Regions from separate parts of the Homo sapiens genome. Here all the other regions are linked to region 1. Evidence: chromatin loops called from intact Hi-C (ENCODE). Cell type or tissue: GM12878. All regions are shown on one strand. Region 1 overlaps AUTS2 (activator of transcription and developmental regulator AUTS2). Region 2 overlaps AUTS2 (activator of transcription and developmental regulator AUTS2). Region 3 overlaps AUTS2 (activator of transcription and developmental regulator AUTS2).

Region 1 (8,000 bases):
GATCAATTCAACAGCTCCACAATATCATCAAAGATAGTATCTATCTTTTGTACAGCTTTGCTGTCCCCTGCATGTGGGCCTGTCCTCTTACGCTGGCTCACGGTTCAAAGATGGCAACTGCCAATTTCAAAGCACCACATGCAGACAACAACCAGATAGAAATTATACTTCTCTTCATCAAAATCAAGGAAACGTTTTCTAGAAGTGCCCACACAAGATTTCCCCTCATGTCCAGCCAGCCAGACCTGGACCTTCCTAAGCCCATCACTGACAAGGAGTAGAAATATAATGACTGGAATAGACTAATCAAGATGTACCCCCCTGAACTCAAGTCCACATGGAAGTGAACACCTAAATAAAATCAAAGTTCTGCAAGCAAGGATGTGAGGTGAGCTGACAAATTCGCATTGACATCTCCTCCACAGCAATGCTATCAACCTTGTTTCCCAACCCATTGATCAAGTCCTCACGGAATGCTGGTCCCCAGCCTGTATTATGTAATGTGATTTGAGGCATGGCAGTTTCTACAAAAGAATTACTGCAGAGCACTCTCGTCTACAAAAGACACGAGGCAAAATTAAAAGAAGAGGAAGGAAACCATGCTGTGGGCCTTCCTCTGTGGGAACCAGCATATTCACTGGCCACAGTGCTGCAGACAACTAGGAATGAGCAGTCATAGAGACATCCCATCAAGGTTTTCAGTGACTCCGTTCAAGTACAGTAAATAAGGAACAGAACAACCCTTCTCTCATTTCATGAGACTTTAAATGCCCCTTCTGATGCCAACCAAAAAGATAAGCTTTGTTTATCTTAACCACAATTGATGAAGTCAAGTGCTTACTTCCCCTTAAATGGAAGGAGTGCTTTTCTCCACCTCCCTACACCTTTCCCCTGGCCAAGTTTTAAGTTCTTGTGTTTTAAGTAAGAAGAGCTTCATGTGGTGTTCTAAAATCCACTTCATGCTTCAAATTTCTATTGAAGAATATACTGCAGCCATCTTCAGAATCCAGGGTTTTTTTAGGGGTTTTTTTTTCCCCTCTTCTTTTTCCCCCTCTATCACGGTTACAATCCATCTACGCAGGATAAGTGCATCCTGGATGGAGGTAAGTGTGCTGCGCAAACACACAGGGAGCTCTTGAGTACAAAAACCACTTTCCTGAGTTTGAGATCCTTAACTCTGACTGTTCTCCTTACATGCAAACATAAGTTAACAGTCTCTCTGGGATTGGGGGCAAGGAAGCAAAAAGACGCTTTGCTTATAAGAGGGAGAAAAGAGGAGAGTAAAGGCAGGACAGAAAGAACACATAGTCCAAGCAGATTCCTGGGTGTGGCTCTTTTCAAAATTCCCAGAAGCTACAACCACCTCTCCATGAGCTAGTTCTGGGGCCCAAGGAAAGCATTTCCCACCCTGGACCTGTCTGGTAACTGGGAGAAACACTCCCAAAAGTCAAGAAATTAGAAAGCTCAATAGCCAAATGCCTAATAAAGACAGAGCTGACATGAAATGGGTGTTGACTCTTTATCCCTTCACAGATAAACAATGTTATTTTTATCCTAGACTTCCTTGAGATGGAAGTAAAGGTAGACAGCATAGAACACATACTAGACACTCAATAATTTGTTGGAGGAAGGAAAACAACTCATAAACCACCCCAGAAAAATGTAGTCTTCCAAAACTAAATATATTAAGCTTTAACATTATCATCCTAGACACACAACATAGACTGAGAAAAACACCTTGCCTAGGAATAAAATACCACACACAAATATTCACACTTACAATAGACTAAAAGTGAAAGTAGGCATTTTGGAGAGGCAAGATCAGAATTCTTAATAAAAGATGACACTCTCTTGACTACATCAAGTGTATATTCCCGTCTATCAACTGTGCTCTACAGAGGCAAATGGCAAGATGCTTAATATTAATAGTTGCACACGCACACACACAAGCAAGCACATGCAATGCAAATAAAGGATTCAACTATGACAGCCAGGACAGAACCCTGAGATGCCATTAGTCACATTTATAGGGTGTTCTAATCCAAGCAAAAGTACTATCCAAAGCTCAGTGTACTGAAGGGATTTACAGTCAAAAGCTGTGGATTCAAGGCCCAGGTCTATCACCTTAGGCAGGTCACTTAACCTTGCCGCATCTTAAATTTTTTTATCCATAAACTGGAGACAATAATTAGTTACTTTGCCAGTCCACAGCCGTGTGAGAGATTAAAACCTTCTGGACAGGAAAACTATAAAATAACTAACTAACTATAAGGGGTTATCCTTACTTAATATACTTCTCAATCTACAAACCAAAAAATAACAAATTATCAAACTCCCAGGCCATTCTCCCCTGTGTTCATAGAATTCTCCCTGCATGAATAACTATAGCTGCAGGACCTGATTCAATATGGGCTACCTAAAAAGGAAAAGAAAGAAAGAAGAGTTTTTAAAAGGCCCTAATTCTCTTGACTGAAAAAGGTGTCTGTGTTTAAGAGCAAAACAGGGCAATAGAGAACCTGTTTCCAGTTGGAGTGCAGAACCACAACACTCATAAGGACTAGATGCTTAAAGAGGAAATAAATGGCACTACGTTAATTGCTTCTTTACCTGACAATTTATGTTGCACACAGCAAGCCTCTGCTGATCTTAACCAAGGATCAGTTTTATGCCTCAAGCATTCCGAAGCTGGGCGTCTTCCTCCTCCTGGAACAATAAAAGTGTATGCTTGTGGACCTGCTCCCTTACGGACCACTGAAGGAGAAAGGCTCAGGGATTAAGTAAAAAGGCTAGTACATCTGGGCTCCATTCCATTATTTAGTCATCCAAAAGAAGTGAAGTGGAGGATAGTGAGCATCTAGTATATGCCAGGCACTAGACTGGCTGCAGAGGATTCAGAGATACAAAAGACACACTTGTTACCCTCCAAACCGCTACCCAAATACAACCGCATGGCTCCATTGTCAAAATCAGCACTGCAATGGAAGACAACAAGGTTACTGCTGAGAAAAAGCAGAACTGTTCTCATGCCACTGGTTCTTCCATTAAGACAGTGCTTTCGGAGGAGAGCCTCTCAGCCCAGTTATACCCTAGAATCACCTAGGGAGTTTTTTAAAAACATCAATGCCTGGGCCCCATCCCAGAGCAACTATGTATCTGGAACTGGCCCAGGCACTAAAATTTCTTAAAAGCTCTGCCAGTGATTCTAATGTGACCCCAGGGTTGAGAACCATTGTTTTAAGTCCTTCTGCCCCAGGAAGCTTTCTCTCATACTGACAGATGGCAGTAATGCATAACAGAAGAGGTCTAAAATTGTTAAAGGACATGTGGCCTCATTCATATGGATTGCAAAAATTAATATTAAAAAGATAACTATGTAAACGCTAAAGAAAGCTCTACTTACTGGCTAAATAAAGAAATTTCTTTCTAAAATGGCCCAGGAAATATGTTAGCAAAAATGTTTCTTGATTTTAAGTTACTATCCACACAAAATCACCAGTAAACAGGAGCCACCGAAGTATAGTGAAGTATTTTCTGCATAAGGTTCAATCCCACCAACCCTTTGTCTTTTAACTTGTCATTAAAAGTCTTATTGCGCAATCTCCGAAATAGATACAGCTTTTGATTGCCAGCCAAAGCAGATCAGGAAATGCAGATTAAGTAGACAGCTGCAAAGCTCAATTTCACCAGTAACTACCCCAAACCACATATAAACTCAAGCCAGAAGGAGAAGTATGGCCAATGAAAGTGCCAAATGCCCAGGTCTTTTATCTGATTGCTCTGTTTCCATGGCCTTACCAAAATGAAGGGAAAGGTGACAATGTCCACAGAAAGGAAACGCAGACACTCCAGTGGCTTGTATGGCAAGGAGGGTTCTCAGAACTGAGGGGTTGTGAAGCTGATGAAAATGATAGTGAAGCCCAACCAAGATCGGCGATTAAAAAAAAAAATCGAGGGCTGGTTTCGGTTCCTATATAAATTATACTTCTGCCACAACAATGGACCACAAGATATCAGTTCTCAGAAATAATAACAATGATTTATGACATTAAGTATCACACTTATTTTTTTTTTTTTGAGACAGAATCTCGCGCTGTCACCCAGGCTGGAGTGCGGTGGCGCGATCTCGGCTCACTGCAAGCTCCGCCTCCCAGGTTCACGCCATTCTCCTGCCTCAGCCTCCTGAGTAGCTGGGACAACAGGTGCCACCATGCCCGACTAATTTTTTGTATTTTTAGTAGAGATGGGGTTTCACCGTGTTAGCCAGGATGGTCTCGAACTCCTGACTTTGTGATACGCCCACCTCGGCCTCCCACAGTGCTGGGATTACAGACGTGAGCCACCGTGCCCAGCCGTATCACACTTATTAATAGCTATAATTTGAGTACTTACATCCAGTGACTAAGCTAATCATTCAATCTCACAATATCTCACAAAATCCTCACAATATCTCAGTGAGGTTGGTATTATTACTAACCCTATTTTATAGATGAAAAAACTGAGGCAAAGAGAAGTTCAGGTCTTGGTCAAAATCATACCTCTAGAGTTTCAAGTCCGGCTGTCTCTTCGGAATACAGAATTCTCAATTTCTCTCAAAGTATCTAACAAAATCACCTCAAAACTCATCAAATCCATTTCACTGTCAATGTTCATATGAAACGTTTACATTTTCCCTGGGTAACTGAGTTCCTCTTGCTGGTTTTTTGTTTTTTTTTCCACCTAGCAATCATGATTTTTTCCTGTATTCAGTAAGTGCTTCCTTTTATGTGCACAGAAAAATCAATGTCATGATAATGGTGGTGTAAAGCTGAAGTGATCCCCAGTATAAGTGAAACCTGTTGATTAGCAGGCCCGGCACAACTATAGTACTTTGATGTTAGTCGCCCCTAATTAAAAGAGCACTCAACAGTTAAGTACACAAACGAGTAAGCTGAAAAGACCTGTGTTAACAGCAGGGGTGATCTACCAATGTGTCCAATGCTGATGGACTGTAGCTGCTGTGGGACACATGTTTAGGCATCTTTTCATCACTGCTGCTCAACATACAGTTCAACAAGCAGGCTCCTTTCAAGGGCTCCTTACCTAAACAAATCCCCCTTGCTTCTACAAGAGTCTATGCTGAGTGGAGTTCAGATTTAACGAGGCATGCAACCTTATGCCATTCCTAGCCAACTACTGTCCTGCACAATCTAATTGCCAGGTGTAATAACCAACACTGTAGCTGCAGCTTCCACTCAGGAGAAGGCAGCAAGGCAGATACAGCAGCACATCACGCCTAAGTTATGAGACGGGACAAAGACAAGGGAGAGAGAGGTTGCTGAAAGGAAACTCAAGTGTAAGGATAGAATGATGACTTCGTTTTTTTTACAGTTCTGCCTTCCTCCCACCATTGCTAAGTACCAATATGCTTGCTAGGAAGTGGAGACAAAAATGCAAATAAGTAGCTTAGACCAAACAACTCAAAGTCCCCAGTTTCTCTGGACACTTTCTCTCACCTTCTCCCTAGTTTTCCATTTTAGATTTATTTTTGTCACTTGCAAAACATGGGGACCTCGGCAGTAAGTGGGCTGAAGTAATAAATAGGACCTTCAAAAGCTCCAGGTTTATTTCTAAAATTGCAACCTTCCTCACAACAGGAGTAGCAGCCATATGTATGATCTCATGGGATCAGGACTCAAGAGACTCCCACTAGGCAGATATTGGATTGGACTCCACTCTCAACTCTGGTTAACAAAGAAAACAGCACAGACTTTGTTTTGTTCTTCCATCATCTTGGGTGGGGCAAGATTCTATCTGTCCTGTGCTAAAACTCTTAAACTCTTTGAGATACAGTTTCATCAAACAAACTTCCATATCTTATGCTGCTTTTTCCTTTCTCTTAACACCTCCCAGCAGTCAACACTTCTGCCAAGATCAACAACTGTCCAATTATAAACAAAATGTATCATTCTATTCGCCAAAGTCTAGAATCTAGAGCAAAAAGGGTACAGGCTTTGCAGGCAGGCAGGCTTGAATCAAATCTTTTGCTTTTGGAGATGAGATCTTGCTGTGTTGCCCAACTGGTCCCAATTCCTGGGCTCAAACAGTCCTCCCACCTTGACCTACCAGGTAGCTGTGAGCCACTACAGGTGTGAGCCATAACACCCAGCATGAGTCAAATCTTGAATATGTCTCCAAGCTACATATCCTTTGGACCTTCTATAAAAATCAATCTCTGTGTTGCTAAAATTGTGATGGTTAAGCTCTACCAATGACAGGCATAAGTGGCTGGTCCACAGTGAATTGTAAATATTTCTTCCCTCTCACCCTTAACTAATATGACTCTATTGTTGCTTACATCACCATTTTTCTAGAACTCTGCTAGTTCAAGCCCTTCTCATCTGCCTCACAGTATTAAAACTAGACTAGCCTTCTAACCCATCTACTTCCCTCCAGTCACTGATTTTTTAATTAGATTCATGATTACAACTCTAATCTTGTTACTTCCCTGCTCAATAACCTTCAGTGGCTCCCCTCTGCCTTTAAAGGAAAACAAAAACTTACTAGACTTTTTTTTTTTTTTTTTTTTTGGAGACCCTGTCTCACTCTATCGCCCAGGCTGGAGTGCAGTGGTGCAATCACAGCTCACTGCAGCCTCAACCTCCTGAGCTCAATCGATCCTCTCACCTCAGCCTCTGGAGTAGCTTGGACTGTGTCCAGAGTTGGTTCCTTCTGGTGGGTTCTTGGTCTCACTGACTTCAAGAATGAAGCCTTGGACGTCAAGGTGAATGTTACAGCTCTTAAAGGTGGCACGTCTGGAGTTGTTTGTTTTTCCCGGTGGGTTCATGGTTTCCCTGACTTCAGCAATGAAGCTGCAGACCCTCGCGGTGAGTGTTGCAGCTCTTAAAGGTGGTGCAGACCCTAAGAGTGAGCAGCAGCAAGATTTATTGTAAAGAGAGAAAGAACAAAGCTTCCACAGTATGGAAGGGGATCAGTGCTGCATTGCTACCGCTGGCTGGGGTAGCCAGCTTTTATTCCCTTATTTGTCCCTGCCCACGTCCTGCTCATTGGTCCATTTTACAGAGCACTGACTGGTCCATTTTACAGAGTGCCGATTGGTGCATTTACAATCCTTTAGCTAGACACAGAGTGCTGATTGGTGCATTTACAATCCTCTTGCTTGACAGAAAAGTTCTCCAAGTCCCCACTCGACCCAGGACGTCCAGCTGGCTTCACCTCTCAGGACTACAGGTGCATGAAAAACTTACTGGACTTAAATGTGTATTTCTTCATATCTCTACTCCTCTGGATCCACCCCCATCCCCAAGTTAGATTCCAGTTCCCTCTCTCCAGTATACACACAGCACTTTATACATACTGGGCACTGAATCTATGTTGAGCAGCTTATCACTTTTTACAGTTACCCCTAATTTTCATGAGTGCCTCTCTCACTTTTAAAGTAGTAGCCTTAGGCAAATAAAATCTTCCTCTTGAGAATCTCACGTTATAAAGCCTTTCCAGGTGCAGAGCCCTGGCCCCAATTAATTGCACCATTGCCAGAGGTAATAAAAGAGATGAACTCACAGGAATCCAACTTGTGAGGAATATATTTTCTTCTTCATAAACCTGCCTAAGTTCTATAGTTGATTTTACATTAATTTTTCTTGTCCGGAGTGTGTGTGTGTTTTCACTACACTTAACTAAGCTCTTGAAGGAACAGAACCCTCCCTATCACATCTGAGCTCATTCATGCTACTCTACCTCTTTCTCTCCTATTCAGTCCTCAAAACCTGGCTCAATAACTTCTCTCCCCAGCAAACACTGCCTTGATGATCCCTGCTCTTCCAGTCTTTGACCCCTTTCCCACATGATTGACAGTCCAGCTTAGCATCCTGCTATAAAGCACCTTATTCTCTCCTTCGCTGTGCCCTATAGGAAGCCCTTAATTCTATGTGCCTTGTTTACTCATTTATTCCCCCTGGAACTGATGAACCTAAAGCAGGAGTTGTCAAACTTTAGCATAA
Region 2 (8,000 bases), 64 kb before region 1:
AAAAAACTAACACAAACTATATTATAAACCTGAATGTAAAACCTAAAACCATAAAATTTCTAAGAGAAAACTCTTGTAATCTTGGGTTAAGCTAAGATTTCTTACTATGACACCAAAGGCATAATCCATAAAAGAATAAATTGATAAATTACACTTCAAGAATTAAAATTTTGCTCTTCAAAAGATACTGTCAAGAAAATAAAGTGACTGTTCTGTGAGTTACCAGGAGAGTAAAAGATACATAAATAGATAAGCCACAGAATGGAAAAATATTTTTTAAAATGTGTATCTGATAAGTTTTGTATACAGAATATATTAATTTAATAAATTCTTGGGCCAGGTGTGATGGCTCACACCTGTAATCCCAGCACTTTAGGAGGCCAAGGCAGGCAAATTGCCTGAGGTCGGGAGTTCGAGACCAGCCTGGTCAATACAAAAATTAGCTAGGTGTGGTGGTACGCGCCTATAGTCCCAGCTACTCAGGAGGCTGAGCAGGAGAATCGCTTTAACCCAGGAGGTGGAGGTTGCAGTGAGCCGAGATTGCACCACTGCACTCCAGCCTGGGCGACAGAGCAAGATTCCATCTTAAAAAAAAAAAAAAAAAAAATTCTCAAAACTAAAAAAGGAAACAACCCAATTTTTTAAATAAGCAAAAGATTCAGATACTTTGCTAAAGAAGATATCTGGGGCCAGGTGTGGCAGCTCATGCCTGTAATCCCAGCACTTTGGGAGGCCAGGGCAGATGGATCACAAGGCAGGAGATCGAGACCATCCTGACTAACGGGTGAAACCCTGTCTCTACTAAAAATACAAAAAAATTAGCTGGGCATGGTGGCATGCACCTGTAATCCCAGCTACTCGGAGGCTGAGGCAGGAGAATCGCTTGAACCCAGAGGGCAAAGGTTGCAGTGAGCCGAGATTGTGTCACTGCACTCCAGCCTGGATGACAGAGAGATACTCCATCTCAAAAAAAAAAAAAAAAAAAAAAAAAAAAAAAAAAAAAGATATCTGTCTGGAAAGTGAATGAATACATAAAACAATAGTTAACATCAGTAGTCATTAGGGAAATACAACTTAAAACCACAATGAGATACCACTACATACATATAAAATGGCTGAAATAAGAAAGAATGACCCTACCGAGAGTGGGCAAGGATGCAGAGGATGCTCATACATACACTACTGGTGAGAATATGAAACAGCACAACCACTTTGGAAGAAAGTTTAGTAGTTTCTTTAAAAGTTCTAAGTACACCGACCATATGATCCAACCGTTCTACTCCTAGGTATTTCCCTAAGAGAAATTAAAGTACATGTCTACATGAAGAGCTACACATGAATGCTCCTAGCAGATGTGCAATGCTTCTAAAACTGCAAACAACCCAAATGTACATCAATAGATGAATGGATAAACAAACTGTGGTTGTAACCAATCAATGGAATACTACTCAGCAATAAAAAGAAATAACCTCCTGATACAGGTGGCATGAATACGTCTCAAAATAAGTATGCCAAGTGAAAGAAATCAGACGGAAAAGATTATATTATGTATGATCCCATTTATATAAAATCCTAGGAAATATGAACTAATTGATAGCAACAGCAAGCAGGCTAGTGGCTTCCTGGGAGAGATAGGAAGAAGGGATTATAAAGGGACATAAGGAAACTTTTGGGGTGAACATGTTCGCTGTCTTGATTGTGGCAGTGGTTTCATGGGTATATACACATGTCAAAACTCATCAAATTGTATATTGTTAGTTTGTGCAGTTTACTGGAATGTAAATTATACCTCCATAAAGCTGGTTTTTAAAAACCAGGGGCCCTTGCCGTCATGCACAACTGGCATATAATTATCCCTAACAACTAGATTACATTCAGTTTTCATTAAAAGAAACTCATCTTTTAGAATCCTAAAACCAAGGGATGACCACGTCTGGGAGCACTGGCTTTAGGCCATAAAGTAGCCATGAAATTTCCACTGGAGACAACTCAGTTGTGAACACGAATGTCTTGACTGAGGAGCACTGCCTGGCCTTCACCTCATTTTCAGTGACAAGGTAGAGTTCGTATTTTTTTTTTTTTTTCATTTTTAACAGCCAGTTCTCAATTATTATTCAGAGGCTAACCTTTTGTAAAGTTTTCTTATCTTTCTATCTGGTAGCCTGATTACTGTTTGGCTACATCCCCTCCCATGAGCACGTTAGCCAATAAGCAAAGAAAGAAAATATAAATAAATTTTACTGCTCCTAAAATGTAAAAGAATTGAGGCAGTTTATTAAAACATACTTAATGTATATAATGATACACATATGGAATCTAAATAAAGATGAGAGGGACAAGGTTTAAAAAAATAGATCAGGTACAGATAAATTCAACATATAAAAGGCACCTGTCAATGCTGCAGTGCCACTGTCAAAGGTGAGAAGAGAACAAAACAAAAAGAAAACAAAACCACACACTGAGAAGCTCTCCTAAACTCAGCTGTGGGATGAGGTCACGACTATCCGTTTAAGTGAGATTTTTGCACACTCTGTGAATTGAAAACATCCCAGGAGTCTCCCATTCCCACAGATAATTGAGAGTTGGCTGCCGTTAGACCTTAACACGCTCAAAGTAGTTGAGTCCCTGGCAACCAGATGCTATTGCTTAAAACAGTTTAGGCTCTCAGCCCTGAAGGATTCCTAAAATTGGATTACAGTCCCTCCAGATAATCTGAGAAATACAGCATGACGAAAAGGAAACCTTAAAAAAAAAATTAACTCCTCCGTAACAACAACATTCTGAAAGCTGAGCACAGCATGACTGAGGCAGAAAATCTCATCAGTGAGGGCTTAGGGCAATAACGTACACAAAGGACGAGTCCAAAAAGGCAAAAAGAACCATACAACAGAAGATAGTGTAATGGCAGCCAGAAGAGAAACTAGCACCACACAATTCTCAGGCCTCTCCAAGGGCAGAAGCCTGGTATGCTAACTGAAGAAAGACAAGCAGAACACTCAAATTTCGATTGCTTTTTCTCCCACTTAAATCTAATCCACTAAAGTAACACACGCACACATTTGAGAGGATGTGTAATTCTAATGATACTTGCTTTAATTAACCATTATTCTTTTTACATGTAATATGTTCTTTTTAAAAAAAATCTGACTAGACATTTTTCCGAAGAAGACATACAAATAGCCAACAAGTACATGAAAATGTGCTCATTAGTCATCTGGAATATGCAAATCAAAACCACAATGAGATGTCATCTTGCACCTGTTAGGACGGGTATTATCAAAAAGACAAGAGGTACTTGTCAGTGAGGGTGTGGAAAAATGGGAACCACTGCACACTGCTGATGGTAAAGTAAGTTGAAACAACCATTATTCATTTTTTGATTAAGCACTGTATGCAAAAGATAGGAAAAGAATTAATGTACTTATTACAGTGTATCAAAATATTGGTAACTGGATCTTCCTGGTAATACTCAGAATTACCTCCATAAGGACAATGGCTATGACTTCATCATGCCAGAATTCCTAGCAGAGAACAGAGTAGAGGACACACAGTAACCTGTTTATAAAAGAATGAATTAGAACTGGACCTGGTAGTGCATGGCTGCAGTCCCAGCTACTTGGGAGACTGAGGCTAGACAACTGCTTGAGCCCAGGAGTTTGAGAACCCTAGGCAACAAAGCAAGAGCCCATTTCTAAAAACAAAAACTTAAAGGAGAATGAACTTGTGAAATTAGGATGCCCTGAATGTCCTCTCATTCTGAAGCTGTTGGGCCATGCTATGAATTGTACTACTCCATCACTCTTCCCCTCTCGGACTTCCATCCAAGACTTTCAAACACATTATCTAATTATTTCTGTTATAGTTTATTTGTCCCCTCCAAAACTCATGTTGAAATATCCCCAATGGGTGGGCCTGGTGGCTCATGCCTGTAATCCTAGCACTTTGGGAGGCCAAGGCAGGTGGATTGCCTGAGCTCAGGAGTTCGAGACCAGCCTGGGCAATATGGTAAAACCCCGTCTCTACTAAAATACAAAAAATTAGCCAGGCGTGGAGGTGTAGTCCCAGCTACTCGGGAGGCTGAGGCAGGAGAATCGCTTGAACCCAGGAGGTAGAAGTTGCAGTGAGCCGAGATCGCACCACTGCACTCCAGCCTGGGTGACAGAGTGAGACTGTCTCCAAAAAAATAATAATTTAAAAAACCATACATATATATATATATATATATATATATATATATCCCCAATGTTGGAGGTGGGGCCTAAGAGGAGCTATTTGGGTCATGGGATTGGATCCTTCATAAATAGATTAATGCCCTCCCTCATGTCGAACTCTAATAGAACTAAGAGAGGTTCTTACTCTGTTAGTTCCCACACGAGCTGGTTGTTAAAAAGAGACTGGTACCTCCCCCCATCCTCTTGTTTCCTCTCTCATCATGCGACCTCTGCACACACTGACTCCCCTTTGCCGTCCATCATGAGTGGAAGCCACATGAGAACTCCACCATAAGCCAAGCAGATGCCAGCACCATTCTTCTTGTACAGTCTGCAGAACCATGAGTGAAATAAACCTCCTTTCCTTATAAATTACTAGCATCTAGTATTCCTTTTTCTTGTTTTTATTTTTACTTTTTTGTAGAGACAAGGTCTTGCTATGTTTCTCAGGTTGGTCTCTAACTCTGGCCTCAAGCGATCCTCCCGCCTTGGCCTCCCCAAGTGTTGGGATTAGAGGCATGAGCCACTGCACCTAGCCTCAGGTATTCCTTTGTAGCAACACAAAAACAGACTAAGACACATTACCACATCCATATCCCGGATAAACCATTTCTATTCCCCTATATGCTAAAGAGGGGATGAACAGATGCCTAGAAATAACATAAATCGCCTTATTAACCCCAAGAGAAAAAAAAATGAAAGAGGCCAATGAATGTTAGTTCTAAACATCTTTTTCATGGCTTGATATCAAGGCCAAATTATAATTTACTGGATCTCAGTACCTCACTATTCACAGAAAAATCAAAAGTGGTTGCAGAGGTTGCAGATATTCCACAGAATAACTCTGATTAGCCAGTGAAAATCTATTCAGATCTTCAAATTGATCCTGATTAGTAATAAGTCACATACTTTCCTTTTCTTTCCTAAAAATGTTTCGCTTTCTTCTCTTCCCCAGGTATTCACATACTATCACACCTTCACTTTAAGTGAACAATGTCTCTAGAAGTATTCAGCAACTAGCTCACTGATTCTATTGTAGTTACCGTAAGTGATAAGTGTAAAATGATTACTTCTCTGTCCTGGAGGAGGCCTTCTAGCTTCCCTTCAGCAACCTTCTCTGAGTTTCCATTACTTTTTTTTTTTTTTTTTTTTTGATGAAGTCTTGCTCTATTACCCAGGCTGGAGTGCAATGGCACAATCTCAGCTCACTGCAACCTCCACCTCCCGGGTTCACATGATTCTCCTGTCTCAGCCTCCCATGTAGCTGGGATTACAGGCATACATCACCATGCCCGGCTAATTTTTTGTATTTTTTAGTAGAGACGGGGTTTCACCATGTTGGCCAGGCTGGTCTCCAACTCCTGACCTCAAGTGACCCACCCGCCTCGGCTTCCCAAAGTGCTGGGATTACAGGCGTGAGCCACTGCACCTGGCCCCAGGAAGACAATCAATAAGTATGTCTAGCTCTGGCTTTTAAGATGTCAAATCTGGCTATGCACGGTGGCTCATGCCTTTAATGCCAACACTTTGGGAGGCCAAGGCAGGTGGACTGGCTTAAGCCCAGGAGTTCAAGACCAGCCTGGGCAACAGAGTGAGACCCAGTCTCCAGAAAAATATTTTTTAAATTAGCTGGGTGTGGTGGCGTATGCCTGTAGTCCCAGCTACTCAGGAGGCTGAGGCAGGAGGACTGACTGAGCCTGCAGTGAGCCATGATCACACCAATGCATTCTAGCCTCGGTGACAGAATGAGACCCTGACACACACACACACACACACACACACACACACACACACACACACACAAAGAAGTCAAATCTGCATTAACAGGCAGCAGAGAACTCTTGATATGTGACTTTGGTTAAGGTTGGTTGCATTGTTCTAGAGGCAGGGGTGGTGGCTAGAAGTAAAGAACTACTTCACAGAGTGGCCCATTTAGGAAAACAAAATGATATGAAGGGTGGGGAAGAGAGAGACATTCTGTCCACTCAGCAGACAAGAAACAATTTTATGAAAGACAATTTAAAGTTTAGAGCTATTCAGTGGTATAAAAAGCAACTTCTGGCAAAATTTGTGTTATGTGGCTCTGAATATAAACGCAGTTTTACACAGCATATCAGGAAGTGTGTGTATATATGTGAGGCAGTCCTTTTATGACTCAAGTTTTTCAAGAGGTTTTGTCATGTTTCTAGAGAACTATGGAATAATTACTACTAAAGGAATAATTCTGTAACTTTCTTCCAACTTTCCAGAAACTGTTGTCAACTTCCTATTGAAGATGTGCAGGCATTCCTTCTCTTACAGAGCAGTGACATAGAGAATCAACATGAACAAGTGCATATATGCCTATTAGTATTCCACGAACAATTGCTACATCCTTTCTCAACCTAATTTTGATTGGCTTCTCAAGGGCAGAGACCAATCTACCTCAATACCTATAAATGTAGGGTCCTCCTCTTAGGTTCCTTCAGCCTCTCTAATGTTACCATACTGGGAGGCTATTTAGCACACAAAAAATATCAACAGATGTAACTTAGAATTCATCAATTCAGTGGAGGGTTTGCCTCCAGAGCACATTTTCCAGCCTTTCAAATATCTCTGTGAGACTTCTCTTATGTATACGTACTCTTCAAGCTCTCTTGTCCTAACTGGGTTTTGATTTAAGAACTAAACATAATTTACTGAAAGGTCAGACCATTTCTGAATATAAAGCGAGGACTAATTTATCTTTTTCATAACCATTAATGTCTGCACAACAACTCAGCATTGGAAAAAGTTTACAGTATCTTTTAAAATAATCACCTCATTGAATTCTCTAATAGCTCTCTAAGCAGGCACCATCAGTTTTATTTTATACATGAGGAAACTAAGGCTGGGTAAACAAGTGACTTTCCAAAGTGAGAAAATCAGCAACTGGCAACACACCCAGAGTCCCTTGGCTCTAATCCTGCTTCCACTGCCTAACACCACGTCATTACAGATTTATTTCTAAGTGCCAAGATTAGGGTCTTTTGTTGGAAGGAAATTTTAAATTACAGTTTAGTATTGTCTCATTATAAAAATCCTTCTGTGCACCTCCACTTCCCCACCGAAGTGTAATTAGGGAAAGGCTATGCCTCCTAAGTCAAATAGCCGAACTCCTTCTGAAAAATTCACATTGTCAATAAAAATCTAGACAGAAAATAAAAGCTTTGGCTTTTCTGTAAAATTGACAACCTTCACCGATTTATTTAAGAGGTGAAAAGTGGCAGGGAATGACACCTTTCTGACCTTAAAAAAATAAGAAGCTGTAAATATACTCTAGACCCTGAATTCCATATGTTCTGCCTATGTGACTCAATAAATATTAATGAATAATGATGAAAGCTATAAATACTCGCGGCACAAAAAGTAGAAATTCCTGTTCAACACATATTGCAAATAACCTATCACTACATGAGAAACATATATGGGTTTCATGGAAAGTTTTCCAAGTCTTAGAGCTTGTTCACACAGCTATGACTCTGTACTTGCCTTCCCTCTCTCTCAATCTTCACCCCCAGTCTTCTATTTCAGGATTTATCCAGACAGAATTTTCTTTCCCTTGGCATCATATAGGTAAAAATAAAACAAACTATCCTGCAGGTTTTCAGAGACACAGAAAAGTGCTTAAGATATACCCACTGACCTGAGACATAGACCAAATAAACTCCTCAAGCTATATCTGCAGTGAGAATAAATTAGACCCTACAATTACGGTTGAGGCAAGAAAAGAGACTGTCCTTTCAGTTGGCTACTACATTGACTTGAAAG
Region 3 (8,000 bases), 75 kb before region 1:
GTTCATTTACAGAGGTCAGAAAGACATGCGCTATTTTGTATAAGAGTTGTATAAGAGGTAATTTATTGATTTCTTCATAATTTTAACCCCTTTGGGAAGTAAGAAAAGTATTCAAATTTCTCATATCAAAAAGTGCAACCATTTGCCAAGACAGGTGCCACCTCAGCATCTTCTAAGGCAGTATGTATTTATACTTAAAAACATAATCCAACAAATAAGTGTCAGTTTAAAAGCTTTCTTTTGGTAGTATGGAAAAACATCACAAGAACTTGGGTTTTACAACCAGGCAAGTGAAAGAATAAGCAGTTTGGTTTTAGAACTATACATCTTTCCTATAAAAGTATTATAATTGCACCCTCCGAGTAAAAAGATCAGTTGCCTTCAACGGAGTCTCAGAAAAAAAAATCCTATTCTTTCCTCTCTACTAAGGAGTAACATCTTCCCATAATTACAGGAAAGCTGTGCATTAAGTTGTCTGCTCAGGAAGTACCATTTCCTAATAAGATGCAAACCTAATTCATTCTAACCAAGTCAGAAATAAAGACTAAGTTCTCGCCTCTTCCCTATTTCATCTGTAGTTCTCAATAACAGGCACTAAATGACAATCCATTAATGTAGAAATGCTCCTCAAAGCTCACTCTCATCTCAAGGTCCCCTCCCAGCTAAGATGGTCAGATTCAGTTTCTTTACCTGATAAGAGGCAAACGCAGGCGATAAAGTAATTGTGATATTTACAGGCATCTAGGATGATAGGAAAGCAATCACGAGTATTCTTCAGACAAGCTTTTTGAACATCTACTATGGTCATTAAACACTCATGTGTCACCTTTTACCAATGATCACATAACAGATGGCAGTTGTCTGGACTGACACACAATGGACCACTCCCCTCCCTCCTACTATAAATGCATCTTACCCTTCTCCTTTAAATGTCTTCATATTACATGAAAACAAAATTTTAAAGAAAAAAAAACATTAAAAATAAATAAATGTCTTCACAGAGCCTATCAGTTACAGACTGACTCCAAAACGGCATTACCTTCAGACCTACAGACTCCTTTACAGACCTTTACAACACTGTATTTGTGTTATTCATAAATTTAAAAAACTATGGGACCCAGAGGGAGGAGCCTAAGAAACATTCAAGTCCAAGCCCTTCATTTTCCAGATGGGCTGTTACCAGATGGTGACTTGTTTGGGATTTCATAATAGCACAAGTGATTCTAAGAATATTAAAAATGAGAAGTATTATGGCCTTATCTCAATTATCACCTTCTGCATTCCTTCTTACTAGAAATATAACACTTGATTGGATAACATATTTTGGCATCAACACTGAAGGTAAGAAAATACTCCTTGTTTTTAAAAGTTTTACATAGGGCCAAAGATACAATTCATGCTTTCCTTCTCCATGATTCATAAAGAGTCAAAATACTTGCTTTTCAAATATGTTACCTAAAACAAAGATAGCTTTGATTTCAAATACCATTAGTACAAGAGAGTTGGCCATTAAGACCAAAAGCTACTCAAATTTAAGATGTGTTACGTCTTAGTCTTCTTTTCCGATCATAAAACTCTGTCACCAGAGGACCTTGAAAGTCTCGAAGAAGTAGAAAGAAATACAAAGAATAATTCTGAGGACACAGAATAGAAAAGTCAGATCACGTCTAGAAGAAAAAGATTCAAGGATGAGGATCCGCAGCTTGGTGTTAACTCAGAGTAAGAAGGCTTCCTTCTTACCCTGCTGGGGCGGGGGCCTGAGGGAGAGGGGGGTGGTTACATTGCAATCTCTCTCCACTGAGATTAATTACTTTTCTCACATATCTCACACAGAGGCATGAGTTAGGAGTCACAAATACCACAGGAACATCACCTTTTATAGAACTTAGGCTTTCCTCCCTCTCCCCAACTCCCTATCAAGAAAAAAATAAATAAAACTTCATCTAAATATGGAAAACAGAACAAACCACGGAACTAGAGATATCTGGGTCTAAACCCTGGCTCCTTCCCTCATTGACAAGGCCTCAGACAAGTCACTTTATCTCTTTGAGCCCTCGTTTCCATAGCTGTTAAGTAACCATGATATTACCTACTAGGCAGGGTTGTTGTACAAATTATAGGTTATACTATAAAAACTCCCTCACTGAATGTAGCATAGTATGCATTAGGTAAATGTTAATAATTACTATTATAACTCCAGTCTGGCGTTTCAGGACACAAGTGTACCTTTGGAAACACTGTGCTGGTTGTCAGATTTAGGCATTACCTTGGAAGCCTTCTGGGTCCATCTGAAACCCATCACCCCAGATGTTTTACCAGGATTATATGCTTCACTACGTATAAGGCAGAATTCTGACACCAAACTGCCCACTACATCATATTGAGGCTTTTGATCTTTCCAATCTTTTAACTAAAAACCATCACCCAAATACACTCTTGATTCTTTGTAAGAGTGACTTCCAACCAGGCTGACTGTTTTCAAATAGGAAACTTTCTAAAACTACAAATGTCATTAGGTCCTAAAGAGGGGCCAGAAATTTAGGTTTAGTAGCTCTCATTATATGATTCTCAAGATCTGTGTGGTTTGGGAACCATTGTTTTGTTTGATCCCAGATCTCCCTGCCTCTGCAGAGAAACATCTGCAAACCAAAAATTACCTATTCCACCTCTAATTAGCAGCACCTGCTCTGTACACCACAATTCCTTCCTCTGCTTTCTTCAGTGATAGTCAATCCTACCCAATGGTCCTGCCAAAAATAAATAAAACACACCCAGGACACAGGTAACTAACTTGACAGGCACTGAAGCCTCTGGATTTGTGCAGAAAAACTGCTATAAACAGCTTCATATCTCATTATTAATCCATCTCATGTGGGGATTTCCACAGGCAGAAAGGCTTCCCAAATGCCAAGAGCCATACTTTCTTGTGGATCATTGAAACCTAATTATTAACAGGCCAGTAAGCCTCATTATCAGACGTTCATACAATCAACAGATCACAAAGATAGTCTTGAATTATAGCCTATGGAGAACAACTAAGACACCAAAAGGCAAATTCATTTTTTGCCATTGCCCTCCCAGATGCCACAATATCTGAGCTTCCCCGGAAAATATAAATCTTAGCAAGGCATTTCTCACACACAGGCAATCATTTTAGCACCTTAGAACCATGAGATGCACAATGTATGTGATGAAATCCACCTGTTCCATTTATCCTAATTGCAAAGATCTCTCCCCTGCAAGCCAGTCCATCTTGACAACTGTTAAGACAGGTCTGCCCTAAATACCAGTACCACTTAGCATCAAGCTTTGTTGCATAAAGCACATCTGACTGAAAGGGCACCATGCTGAAGTTTCAAATCCTCATAGAAAGAGCTGAGATTGGGTTTTAGATTCTTTTAAAGGCACGCACACAGCTTTGTTGGACAACCACTTCAGCATCCCACCAAGGATATCTTCTCCACCTGTTACGAAAAACCACAGTGGAGGAAGCACCTAAGGAAGGGATTTTGCCGCCACAGGAAAGAGCGAACCCAAGCTTCCTCACCTGTCTGAGTGCCTTCGGCATTTTCTTTCTCTTCCCAAGGTGCTGGCAGAGATTGCGGTCATTTTCTCGATCTGAGCTGTAGTGGTGTGGGTGGCTGAGTCTGCTCTTCTTTGAATGAAAGGACAAGCCATTGGTAAGTGCTTCTCGTTTCTTCTTGGTCAGGGGCGTCTGGCGTTTCTCCACACGTTCCTGAGGCTTAAGTGCTACATCTTTCTGTAGAAAAGAAGAGAAGGAAAGGGAAGTGGTGGTTACAAAGGTATCTAGGGTCACACCCAAAATATAGGCTAAATACTAAAGGGTGTTACTACTAAGTGGGAGAGGGATAGGAAAGTGGGATATGAGAAGACCCAAAACTAAGAAACATGGCTTCTCAATTTTCCTGAATCCTTAATGCCATCACAAATATATATATCCTTTCTATTATTACTGGGCAGAAAACTAAACAAAACACAAGTATATGCATCAAAAGTGATTTCACTGCTCCCTGGGATAGCAGCTTTCTGTTCGATTTGGTGCTGGGTCCAGCACACAATGACCTTCCCCAAGGAAGTGCAATACACTCATTTCCCAAGTTGGTACATCAATTATGTTTCAGAAAATGAGCACTAAGTGCATGCTCAATTCAAAAGAAATAGCACCCAACTGAATTTATCAGGTCCAGGTGGATGTGAGCCAGCAAGAAAGAACTGTCTATTCATATGATTAAAATGTTTCCTTAATGCATTATATTTTTTTACATGTTCCTCTAAGCATCCTTTATTTCCATTTTCTTTGCAAAATGTAACAACAATATTATCACCAAGATCAACAGCAACTTTTAATTTATTCCTGTGTGTGGTTGGGGATGAGGGGAGGTGGGTAGGAAATGGGAAATCAATGTCCTTGAATGGGGAACTGCATCTGTAGAAACTACAGGTAAGCATTTCAGGCCACATGACCTGATAAGAGTTCTGTGCCTCCAGGCAGCTCAGTACACACCAAGGTTCCAACAGACTGGGCTTTTAGTGTCCGGACACTGACATTATTCATTATCAGAAGTGGAGTAAGTCACTACAACTCTGAGACCACGTGCAAAATGGGCTCTCAGAACATCAAACAAACCACATACATGCAAATATCCTCTGCCCTGTGAGAAATGATGCACACACTAAGCAATAAAATGAAAATGTTTTGGCACTCAGTTATTTGGAAACTAGTGGATCTAATCCTCTTACACAGAAAATCCCCCTCATGAAGCCTTACCACACTTCCTCAGTTTCTGCAGTCCTAAATGAACTTTTTAAAAATTTTTTCATTTCTGGGGTACATAGTCGGCATATATATTTATGACTTACATAAGATGTTTTGATACAAGCATGCAATGTGTAATAATCACATCAGGGTAAATGGGGTATCCATTACCTCAAACATGTATCCTTTGTATTTCAAACAATCCAATTATATTATTTTAGTTATTTTTAAATGAACAATTAAATTTTTTACTATCTAAATGTACATTTAAAAATAAAACAAAACCAAAATAGAAATTTCCTTTTACTCATTTCTCCTTAAAATACCGCTCTCTTTCCTCCCTTTCACATCCAATTTTCTCACTGTTCTGCTGCAATATCCCAGCACTCCCAACTTTACATGCATGGTACTCCCTGACATCTCTCCCCAAATCAGCCATTCCTATTAGTCTGAGACCTTGAGCCTTGTTATGATCTGAATGTTTGTGTCTCCCCAGAATATATTTTTTTTCTGAGACAGAGTTCGCTCTTGTTGCCCAGGTTGGAGTGCAACAGCACGACCTTGGCTCACTGTAACCTCCGCCTCCCCAGTTCAAGCGATTCCCTGCCTCAGCCTCCCGAGTAGCTGGGGTTACAGATGCCTGCCACCATACCCAGCCATTTTTTTTGTTTTTTTTTTTTTTTGTATTTTTAGTAGAGACGGGGTTTCACCATGTTGGCCAGGAGATGGGGGACTTTGGGAGTTGACTGGATCATGAGGGTGGAACCCTCATGAAGGGGATTAGTGCCCTTATAAAGGGCCTAAGGGAGTCTATTTGCCCCTCTACCATGTGAGAACAGGTACCATCCATGAGAAACAAGCTCTCACCAGACACAGAATCTGCTGGTGCCTCCACCTTGGACTTCCCAGCCTCCAGAACTGTGAGAAATAAATGTTTCTTGTTTATAAGCTACTCAGTTTATGACATTTTGCTAATGCAGCCTGGACAAACTAACGCAGGCCTTTACACTGATTTGCCTTGGCCTCAAAAGGCCTCTCTTACACACTCCTCCCTTTTCTAGTTCAGTGACTCTTAGCAGTGTTGCCCACTCAGGGAGACCTTTCTTGTAATACAAAGTACTCTATTCTCAGGTCTTCACTCATTCAACAATTATGTTTTGTGTGCCCAGTACATGCCAAGTACCAATGTAGCACTGACCTATGTTTAGGATGATAATGGTGTGGGGAAAAGTCACCACCCTCATAGAGCCTAGAATTTACAGGACAAATACTAATCAAATCACACAAATATATCATTGCAAACTGAGTTAACAACGCTAAAGGATAGGTTATGGGTGCTAAAACTAAGGGAAATGATATAGTCCAGAGGAGAGGGTTAGAGCTGAGAAAATGACTGCTATTTGACCTAGATCTGAAAGGCTGAACAGAGAGAACAGCTTGTGCAAAGGCCTTGAGGCAGCTGGGTGCATAATCTCTTGAAAGAATGTGAAAGAGGGGAGGGACTAAGTAGTTCATCTCAGTAATCCCAGTGCTTCACATAAGTACTTCACATAAACCAGGCAAATAGTAGGTGGCCAATGTATTAGTCAATAAATACATAAATAAAGGAGTCAACTAGTTAAAACATCCAAACCTATAAAGCACAATACTGACTTTAAAATAGTCTAAGCTGTCTCTAACATACAGTGTAGCAAGCCAGAAAGGGTGATAGAAGCAGGAAACCAAGGAATCTAGTGTGCACTGCTGGTATACACGAAGGATCACAGCAAACAGCAAGAAACCCCAGAAAAGGGGAAAGGCCTTATCCTTAAGAGTAAGAAGATATCAAAGATAACAGTCCACAAGGCAAATAAGCAGCTTCTGGCCTAACTTCCAGCTGCTACCACTGCAGACGATTAACCCTCTGCCATCGGAGAGGTAGCTCTCCTGAGGCAATGAGGATGTGGTGAAAAGTGTTTCAGGGGACAAGTCGAGATCAAAGCAAGCGCACATGGCCATTGATTTCACAGCCTTGCATGCTATGCCTAACACATAGTAAATGTTCAATGAATGGCTGCTGAATTGAATTCCTTTGTCCAGTGTCCACAACCTCAGTCAGCTATGCCAGGCATCTGCTCAGCTCAAAAATGTTCTGTGTTTAGTCTCACATTTAACCAAAATAGCTGCCATAAAGAGACACTCAGGAATAATGGCAACACTAGCAGAGGGAGCCAGGTGAGTTCCATCATGGGCTGCTTCTATATAATGTGATTAAATTGTACCACTTCTAAGTGTAATATAAAAACTCCCCACAGGGTATAAAGCTCCTTTCTTTGTCACACAACCCACCTACTGCCCTGCATCATATGCATGTAGAGGATCAGATTAATAAACAAATGATGCTTAATAATGTATCCACTGTGCTTTTAAAAAAATTATGCCATTCTCTTTGGAGACCAAATCTTTCATACTGAAGGTGCTTCCAAAGTATATTGAAAATTATGTGTAATTCCATACAAATGTGAATTAATATTTATGAGAGTATGCTATAATTTTTTCCAAATCCATTTTATTTTCATGTAGCATATTAATCAAGGAATTCTCACTGCACTGCAGAATAGCTACACAGAGCAAATGGACCCCATGCCGTGACATTAGCTTGTAAGAGACCTGCTGAAGTCTTAGCAGCAGTAGTACAATCATCTTAGCTCCAATTAATATTGAGATTTTCCACTCGGGGGGGGGGAAGAAGAGAGAGAGAGGATCAAAGTGTGTCTAGAGGTGGTGGCTTAAGAGGTAAGAAGAAATGAAGAGTCTATAACAACTTTTTATTATGTAACAGGTTTATATTTTCAGAGACTAGAGATTATCTTTATTTTTTTCAAAGATCTACCTTTATTTATAAATTACTATATAGATTTTTTGGTACAAATCCTGAATAAACCAGACCACTCTTTGTTCATTCCCTCTATAAACAGGTACTGACTGCTTACCATTTATAAAGTAAAATAACTATTTAATTTTTTCAGACTGTCTTGGAGAAAAATGACAAAAACTATCCATTATAAGCATTAAGAATCAAAGACAAAGACTGATCATAAACTAATCATCTTATCAACAGTCACAAGAGTTGTGTACATGACTACATGCCTGTGTAATTGTTTGTAAATATACACCCACCAATGCTTTCCTCCACCACCAACCAACCAGTAGCACTAATTTAAGAACTTCCTTAAGGAAACCT

Evidence for each region. A loop is a pair of places that touch in the nucleus more often than their neighbours do. Peaks named below come from ENCODE experiments on the same cell type or tissue, not always from the same donor. Only the 100,000 strongest peaks of a DNase experiment are listed, where the experiment ranks them.
Region 2: a loop joins it to region 1, with 2.9 times the contacts of the local background. A loop is called at or near these places in 4 of 110 quality-filtered maps.
Region 3: it touches region 1 in a loop (2.4-fold over the local background); 4 of 110 quality-filtered maps call a loop at or near these places.

The regions. Positions count from the first base shown.
Region 1 is chr7:69,820,483-69,828,482 of GRCh38, reverse strand. All of the region lies in intron 1 of AUTS2 (activator of transcription and developmental regulator AUTS2), which reads right to left. Among named protein-coding and RNA genes, the nearest start is that of AUTS2, 230 kb to the right of the region's middle. In GM12878, a CTCF peak has its summit at 3,277; DNase peaks (open chromatin) are centred at 3,045 and 3,842; H3K4me3 peaks cover 4,556 bases; H3K27ac peaks cover 3,450 bases.
Region 2 is chr7:69,884,778-69,892,777 of GRCh38, reverse strand. The region is part of intron 1 of AUTS2 (activator of transcription and developmental regulator AUTS2); the gene reads right to left. Among named protein-coding and RNA genes, the nearest start is that of AUTS2, 290 kb to the right of the region's middle. RefSeq lists an enhancer at 2,854-2,983. In GM12878, no CTCF peak of the experiment used is centred here; a DNase peak (open chromatin) is centred at 3,227; H3K4me3 peaks cover 567 bases; H3K27ac peaks cover 1,760 bases.
Region 3 is chr7:69,895,046-69,903,045 of GRCh38, reverse strand. AUTS2 (activator of transcription and developmental regulator AUTS2) reads right to left here. Exons shown (of 19, transcript NM_015570.4): 2 at 3,548-3,760. Among named protein-coding and RNA genes, the nearest start is that of AUTS2, 300 kb to the right of the region's middle. In GM12878, no CTCF peak of the experiment used is centred here; a DNase peak (open chromatin) is centred at 4,625; H3K27ac peaks cover 466 bases.